Linked DNA regions of Homo sapiens: region 2 is linked to region 1. A link is a loop called in an ENCODE intact Hi-C map of the cell type or tissue named here. Cell type or tissue: sigmoid colon. All regions are shown on one strand. Each heading gives the region's core, and the rest is flanking DNA. Links, peaks and the distances in the headings are about the cores only. Region 1 has its middle 13 kb from the start of LINC00923. Region 2 overlaps LINC00923 (long intergenic non-protein coding RNA 923).

Evidence for each region. A loop is a pair of places that touch in the nucleus more often than their neighbours do. Peaks named below come from ENCODE experiments on the same cell type or tissue, not always from the same donor. Only the 100,000 strongest peaks of a DNase experiment are listed, where the experiment ranks them.
Region 2: it touches region 1 in a loop (2.8-fold over the local background); 1 of 110 quality-filtered maps calls a loop at or near these places.

What each region holds. Positions count from the first base shown.
Region 1 is chr15:97,885,670-97,890,072 of GRCh38, forward strand. No RefSeq gene overlaps it. Among named protein-coding and RNA genes, the nearest start is that of LINC00923, 13 kb to the left of the region's middle. In sigmoid colon, for the core only: no CTCF peak of the experiment used is centred there; no DNase peak of the experiment used is centred there.
Region 2 is chr15:97,790,444-97,794,846 of GRCh38, forward strand. All of the region lies in intron 1 of LINC00923 (long intergenic non-protein coding RNA 923), which reads right to left. Among named protein-coding and RNA genes, the nearest start is that of LINC00923, 82 kb to the right of the region's middle. In sigmoid colon, for the core only: no CTCF peak of the experiment used is centred there; DNase peaks (open chromatin) are centred at 1,618 and 2,138.

The DNA.
Region 1 (4,403 bases), core at 72-4,071:
TTTTCTAGACACTTGTGCACCTATTTCAGTTAACAAATCACTTTGTCCATTCCCATATGCCGCAACTCATTCATCTTGACCTTGGCAAATCACTTTATTTGGACATTTTCAGTGCATTCCCACTGAGATCACCAATTCTAAGTAATTATCACTTTGCACAGGCTGGGTTAGAAAGTCAAGGTGTTTTCATCCACCCATTGTGGTTCCTCTGTGTTTTCTGCAGAGCACTCATGATTTTCTACTGGAAATCCATACATGTATACATTTCTTGCTCTCTAAACTGCAAGCTTCATGAGAACAGGAAATATTTCTTTACCTGCAAAAATGGTCTCCTGTTTATAGCCCTCCTAGGACTTTGCACACAATAGTTAATAAATGTAAGTTGAAGGACTCAGACATTTTGCTTCCAGGGATACGCCCTATAGATCTGTTGGCATAAGGACGCAGAGAGATACTCGTTGTATACTGTTTTCAGCAATGAAAATTGGGAGCTACATAGATGCTCATCAACAGAGAAATGGTTAAATAAACACACATATCCTCTGCAAACTATGGATTGCTACCTATCTATAAATATTTAGTGTATACACACATGTACTTGATAATAAGAGCAAATTAGATAAATAAGATATGGAAAAGTGTCTGATGTTATCAAGTGGAAAAAGATAAAAAAGGAAAAGTTCAGAAAAATATGTCAATATACTTCCATTTTTAACAACTGGTTATGGATATACTACATTATATACTGTAACACATATTTTTTCCTATGCATAGAAAATGTCTGAAAGGATATACAGTATGTTCTCATAAGCAAATATCTCTGGGAAGCGGGATGCAGTGGAAACAGGAGAAATGTTTTCCCTTACATATCTATTTCTATACTGCTGATATTCTTTACACTGAGTGTGTATATGTTTTTAATAAGAGGTTAAGGAAAATAAATCTATTCTAAATGAATATATGAATGAAGTCTACATAATTTAATTGTTAATTCTGTGTCCCTAGTCTGGTTTATGATGATAAGCTGGTGAAATCAGTCCTCCCTTGGGGATAGGCCTATTACAGGGCAAGAAAGATCTTTGCTGAAAGATCCCACAGCAGCATTCAAATTACCCTGTCCTAGGAACCAGTAGACTAAATTCCTGATTCATCTGCTACCTACCAAGCTGTAGAACAATATAGATTCCCTGTACCTTACTTTCTTTATTTATAAGGTGAGGTTGGGTAGACCAAAAGATTTCCAAAGTCCCTTTGAATTCTAAATTTCTCACCCCCTTCTTTGGGAGACAGAGAGAGAAAAATGATGAGGGTCACCAAATGGCCACAGCATTAAAGACGTAAGTTGCACTGCTATTAGAAGACAGGCAGTTAACAGGATCTGACAATGAAAAAAGGAGCACTTAGAAGGTTAGCGTTCATTTTATGCTTTGCTTCATTATATAAATTTAGGCTTTCATCTGCATTCAATCCTACATAACATCCTATAAGACAAGGGAACACTGTTTACAGCATGGCATTTCAAATATCCAGATGATGGTCCATTTGGAATAGATTACAACTCTGCTTTCTGTCATCAGGCATTCTCAGACCCATATTGCATCCATATGTAGCCAGGGACCATTAATTGGTCCAGTATTCTTTTATTTGGGGGAAAAAGGAAAAATGGGGCAAAGTTTAGTACTTTCTTCATATTTTTTATTCTAAATTTTCTAGATTGAAAACTAAATAAATTATACAACAGTTTATCCATCATCGAATTTAACACGTAACACCTATTAATCATCTATGATAAAGTAAACCTGAGTCTCATCAACATGAAATGCAACGTCCTGTCCCAGAAACCACATCGATCCATGAATTTTTCTCTAACTATGATATGGAGTAAGACCAGGAGGGTCACTCAGACATAGCCTAATGAGAAAAGCTTCTTATATTATTTTCCAGCCTCAGTTTAAAAAATAATAATAAAAGGTAACTTTTTCTATTCATGACATCCTATTAAATGCAAAAGAAACCAAGGGTTTTCATTGCCCCCAGTGATATTATATACAGCCCTTTTCTTGTTTTCTGACAGAGCATCTTAATTAGGCATTAGAATGGACAAGTTTATTTTTTAGCCAACTTTGAAAGATGATCTTCCCCACCTAATTTTCTACTTGAAAATCAATACATACAGTTTTGCCTTCCGCGGTTCCCAGAATGATATCTATAGCATGCCATCTTCCACTTGCTTGCATCTAGTTTTCATTACCCAAAAATGTCTTTGTTCCTCTTTAAGAGCTCTAAAGAAAGATCTGCTCAGACTGCATTGAGAACACAGGGAAATAAAACATTTCGGAGTGGGGGGTATGACAGAAAGGATTGCCCCCTTGGAGCTGGGAAACCTGAGTATTTAAGCATCAATGTTTGAAATAATGATGGATCCAGGGCTGGCAAAATGACGACCATGTAAGCTCTTCTTCGGGAAGCACTTGCCTTCAATAAACTCCCCTCTCTTCCACCATCATGCCAGGTGCTTTTCTACTTTCCACTCAGTTGACCAGGAATCCCACTTTCCCTGCTGCCAAAACTTAAAGTAGACTAATCTTCCTCACCGCAGCAATGTCTAGCAACAGACTCTTTTCTTCAAACTCTATCCAAACATACCTAACCTGTGCAGACTCTACTCATCTGCAGACATTAAAAGATCTAAACTGTTAAGGTAGGAACTAAAGTGCACACGTTGTATGGCAGCTCCTGAGAATAAAACCAGAGGTCCAAGACAACTCTCCCTGACTCCTCTCTGTTGCAGGCCCCACCAATCAATACCTGCACTTGTTCGCTCTAAGCCCAGACACAATCTTACAGTCCTTAACACTGGATTCTGAGCAGCCACAGCCGCTTCCAGTGGAACAGAGTCAACTGGAAAGTTGGAAACTCTTTTGCCATAATTGTCTTACCCTCAAAAAACAAAAATTACAATTGCTAGAACCATAGATAGCTGCCGAAGAAAGTGGGTAAGGTGATCACCTTGGTTGGATAAGGTGGACCTGTCAGTAAACTTATGACAACACCCCACTACCTACCTGTGGAGCTGACCTTACCTCTAATATACCCCTTCTGATATTGGAGGTAAGGACAAAGTGGCCATCGTCCATCTGCAGTATGCTCTCTAATGACAATGCCAGCTTCTTCTATCTCTATTTAATGGTTTAATGCTTCTGCCTTTAAGATATTCAGATACATCTTTTTATACATTTAAAATCAGCATAAAAACAAAATAAATTGCAACTGTTCTTGGATGCCATACTCCTACAATTTTTTCACCAAATTCTGAAGTTGGAAGCATTTATTAAAATATACAGTAAAAGCATAATGTATTCCTCTATAGAAAAAACTGCCTACTGAAAAACTCCATTCAGCATACATTTTATTACTCAGCTTGAATTTAGGGAAACCTTTTTGATTTTGTATGATCCCCCTTGATCTCCAGCTCATTGTATTGAATATACACACTTGTTACACATATACTATGGGCCTACCATACATAAAGTAGCCATCGGAATCAATGTTACAAGTGGAAACTAAACTGTCTGATTTTGGAAAAGCAAGCCAATTGTTTGGCATTAGCATAGATGCATCAATTCTTTTTAATGGCTTGGATTTTTGACTTTTCTCTATGTCACCTTACCACCACCCACAAACACTCATTAATACAGGGGTCAAATTATCCTTGTTTTTTTTCTATCAGGGTATTTCACTACAGATGTCTTCTGAAAACCTATTGGTTAACCAGAATTCCTCATTCGTATTCACACTCTCTCTGCCCCTCCTGCCTGATTTCAGCACACTTCCAATTTGTTTGGCATTCCTCTTCTCCAAATTTCTGAAGTTAGTCCTGGCTTTCTCCGGATGAAAAAGCCTCAAATACTTAGTTTCCCTTATTAATAACAAAGTTTGATCCATTCAGTCAACTGGTGAATAATCATTCACACAGTGAAAACTGTTAGCCTGACTGCTCACAGCACAGCTGATACTGTTTGACCCTGTTCAAGATCAAAGCTTTTTGCAGGTCTGACATCTACCATAGACTCAGCTCATTTGCCAGGTAATCAAATTGCTATTAATTTTTCTATTAACTGAATTTAATACCAGAGGGACACTGTAATGAGACCTAGCAAATAATTTGGGAACATTAGGATCCCATGGATCTACTAATAAAAGCTGTGATTTCTCTACTCTTGGTACTGCTTTTTCCTTACTAGGAAATTATAACGCAATACAATCTTAAATTCTGTGTCTATTTCATTCACGGTGAGTTGGACCCTGGTCTCACCAACGCATTGGGGACCATTTGGCCCTAGTGCTTGGCTTGAGATTAAAATTTTCTCAAAACTGAGGAATCAGATTTTTCATACCAGGGA
Region 2 (4,403 bases), core at 333-4,332, 95 kb before region 1:
CAGGCATGTTTATGTCTGTATCTATCCACCATCTATATCTATCTATCCATCTGTCTGTCTGTCTCTATCTATCTATCTATCTATCTATCTATCTATTCATCTATCTAGAGAGAAAGACAGAGGAAACATTCAATATAAGATTTAATGGCTCTGTTTCTTCCATAGCCCACTTGTTTCTTTCCTTGTAGACTGTGAGTATTTTCCTGCTGAGGACTTAGGTTCAGATTTGAAGTGGCCAATTGGTACCTTTCCCCTTAAGCTCCTTTCTGACTTCTCACAGCTTGGGGAGCTTGAATCAAAGCTTAGAGAATTTGTTTCTTCTGTAACAGAGGTCTTGTGTACAAGGTCTTGAGTCTTACTGAGGAGAGAGGCCTCTTCCCAGAAAAAGCATCTTTGCAGCATGACTCTCTGAGTGTAGGGAGTCTGTGTGGACACCAGACTGCATTGTCCATGGTGTCAATATCACGGTCAGCCTTGTCAACTGCATTCCCAACCACATTCTTCACCAATCTAGAACTCCTGCCTTCTTACAAGATTCTGGGAAGAGAAGACAGAAAAAGACCCAAGTCAGTAGCACACTCTTGCCTTGCCTATACCCTGGGAGCAAATGGACTTGTGATGTTTTTGCCTTCTGGTGCTATCTGTTGTTCTCCAAGGGATGAGAATGGGTTCCAGGTGGTCATCGAAAATTTTCACAGCCAACAATCAAATATCCTTCTTATGAGAAGACATTTTCAGGCCAGACTTATGTGCCAAGCTCATGTCAACCTGTCCAAATACCTACTCAGTAGTCAAATAAATATTTATATTCAAAATAAAACTCACCCTCTCCTCCCTGCCAGACCAATGCCTGCATATCCTATCTCATCAAATGCACCATTCACCATCCAACAATTGCCTTGGATAGAAATAGGGTGTCCTTAGAATCTCTCCTCTCTTTCACTCATCATCAGCTCCAAGCCCTGTAGCTTCAGCCTCCGAAAAACTACGTGGACCCATCTCCACTACCACCACAATGGTGTAGGTCCTCCTCTCTGCTCACCTGGAAGAATGAAACAGCACCCCACCTGCTTCCTGCCTCCATGATACCTACAACATAACTCTGGTTAGGGCCTTCAGAGGTGGCTCTTGTTTCTCAAGGCACCATTCAAACCTTTGATGTAGCTCCTGCCTTCTGCACCAGCCTCATCTTCCTCCCGTTTTTGCAATCCCTCCAACACTCACTTCCCTGGGCTTTCCCGGATGCTTACTGCTGCCTGAGCACACTTTTTCCATCCTTAGCTGGACTCCTGAGCTCAAATTTTAACCAAGCTCAAGTTTGCCAAGTGCTTCCCACTCTGGGAGGTGCTTGAGGGTCTGTGCCTCTGATTTTATTTTGAAGTGTGCCTGGCACCCAATTCTCACCAATCTCACGGTAACTACCTTGCCACACTCTCATTTCTGTGTCTCTTCCAGAGTAGGGGCACGTCTTACTCCGCATTATAATCCTGGCACCCAGCACCATGCTTGCCCTATTAAGAAGTCAGTGTTTCCTAAACATCTATTGAATAAATGAGTGACTGTATCCTGAGGAATGCATGCCGTGGGGCTTTGAATTCTCTTTGTTTCTCCTACAGTTTTACAGCTTAGAGAGTTTGTCTCTTCCCTAGCCAGAGTGGACTCTTCCCTGCAGGGTAGGTGGTTTGCCAGGCTCTCCCGGGCTGTTCCGAGGATGACATTTAGCCTCACATGGAAGAAGGTGAAAAAAAATCAGGCAGTTTCAATCCTGCAAAACATCAGTGACAACTCATGGTAGAAGTTTATAACTGTGTTGAGGTGTTATTCGGTTGCCAGGACTTGGAAAAGAAACGAGCAAACAAAGGCACCAAACGAGGTGTGGTGTGAGGAGAGGCATGTCATTCCCGAGAAACAGCCCCCACGCTGGCTGGGAAGGGGAATGCAGAAAGCAGCAACAGCTCCCACCGGAGGCCCCCTCTGACCCAGGAGAGAAGGCTTGGCCTTAAATCAAAAAGACATCCTGATGAGATGGGGTAAGTAGAACAGATGGGGGAGGGCTGTCAGGAAAAAAAAAAAATCGGTTCATCCAGGACAAGGGAGATGGAGAGGGGCCAGGAGCTGGGATGCAGCAGAACTGGAGCCCTGGGGTCCAGTGACTTGTCAGCGTCAAAGAGGCCAGAGGGAGGCACTGCTTCAGGGCAGCCCTGCTGGAGGGATACACGGTTTCTCTCCTGCATATCAGAAGCCAAGCGCGTAACCTTAAACATACACAATGAAAATTATTTGGAGAAACTCTAATTTCAGCAAAAATCTAATCTAATCTACTATACAAAACATTGCACAGGCAATGTGGAAAGGTAACAGGTAAGGTTACTGTGTTTCTTGTTAATCAAAGTAAAGAGGGACTTTAGGTCAAGGCTGGTTCATTCCCCCGCTCCATCACTGACTTCCTGTGGACTTTGGGTTCACAATAAACTGCTCAATATTTTGGCCTCAGTTTCCTCATCTGTGAAATGGTACCGTTTGCTCACATCCCAGATAATATATGTGGTGGAAGATAATATATGAGGTGGAAAGGAGGATGGATAGGTGCAAATACTTTTTGTAACCTGAAATAAACTGTACAGATGTGTTAAAAAGATAAATGCATATGTGCAATTTGGGCAAAAGTCTCCAAGCATGTATAAAACCAGCATTTGGTCAAATGTATAAGAGAGGAAGAGTGCAAAAAACAAGAAGAGGTCCAAGGGAATGATAGGCTGGGAGGAAAATGGGGAGGGACACCTCCTTCAGGCCTGGGTCCTGGAGATGGGTAGAGGAGCTTGGCTGTTCTAAAAGCATTTGACTCAAGCCCATGGGAATTCCCCCTGGTCCTAGGGTCAGCACTTCTTGAAACCATTCCAAGTCCTATGTGCCAGCAGGACAGAATAGCCCTCTTCCAAAGATGCACACCTTATTGCATGAAAATGAAGTTTCCAGCTCAGCATACCAGACAGTAATTAATCTAATTAACAATTATTCGTTTTATTCCCCCACACCATTAGACAAGCCCACCCACCCCCCACCAACTCAACAGCAATGCCAATGAATAGCTTCAAAAGAAGTCAATATACCAAGTTGATGAGAAAGGCCTTCAAGGCAACCTCAGTGCTATTGCTCGTCCCTCTGAGCCAGCTCTGAATTGATGCCGGATAAGAAGGCTGGAAAAGCCAAGCCTGCTTCCTTTTAGCCTAACACCCTCTCTTCTTTCAGTCTCTTCTTTCTGGCAAACCTAGGTCCTCACCCTAGGTCATTAACAATGTCTTAGCACGTCTTACAAAAGGAGAGATATTAGGTTCTGGCTATATTTCAACCTACGTAATTGCACTCTCCCTAGCAAGGTCGTTCCTTAAAAAGACAGTCATTACAGCAACTTGGATACTCCCTCCCACCAATTCTTCCCACCTCAAAGAAAAAGTAATGATTCTTCCTGGGATTTTGGCCAGAAGCCAGTTCTGGCCAATTTGATTTCACCCGCCCCAAAAGCTTTTCCAGGACCTTGGGCAGCAGAGCTGCTTCATGTTTCATAGGTCATGGGTTCAAATGCCACGGAGGTGGTGCTTTCAATAAGACCTCTGTTAACGTTCAGGTGGTGGGTAATGGGCCTGGGAACTCTTTCTTCACCCTCCTTTCTTTGCCTCTACAATTTTCTTGCTGGGAAAGGTAACAGGTAAGGTTAGCTTTCATTTCCCTTCCCAATATGAGCCTTGTGCCCAGAGCCAAGTTGGCGCTCTACCATCCCATAAGGCATCTGGCTGTATTTCCGAGAGCTGCAAGTCGAATCACTCTCTCAGCTGCCTGGGGGAAAAATGGACCTTCATTTCCTATTCAGGCTTATGATTTATGCAACAATATAAATTACTATGATTCAATAAAGTAAAGTTGTATAACAAGTACATTAAATTCAGGTGTTCAATATATGAAATAGGATAAAATGTCTGATCAACATTTTTTTTTGACGTGGCAACCAGTGCCTGAAAAACTCTGCCACACATAAGCATTGACATGCCTGTGCATGGAGGGAGGAAATCATAACACAAAAAATCAAATGGTGATAGCTGCAAACATCAAATACTTATTACGTGCTAGGCATCAGAGTGGGTTCTCTGAATGGATTGCCTTATATGTTCCTTTACAGTTATCACTACTGTCCCTGGGATACAGATGAGCAAACTGCCCAGGGTCACCCAGCTAGTAAATACTAGTGTCTAAATTAATGCCCCGGGCATCTGGGGTCAGAGTCTATGCTCTTGAACACTGTATGCTATTTCTTCCAAAATATAGAGGTTGAGGAGTGCAACCCCTGGGAGGTGAGGTGGAGGATCAGCTTTATTTTCTTATTTATCCTTCTCTAGGTTGCAACATTC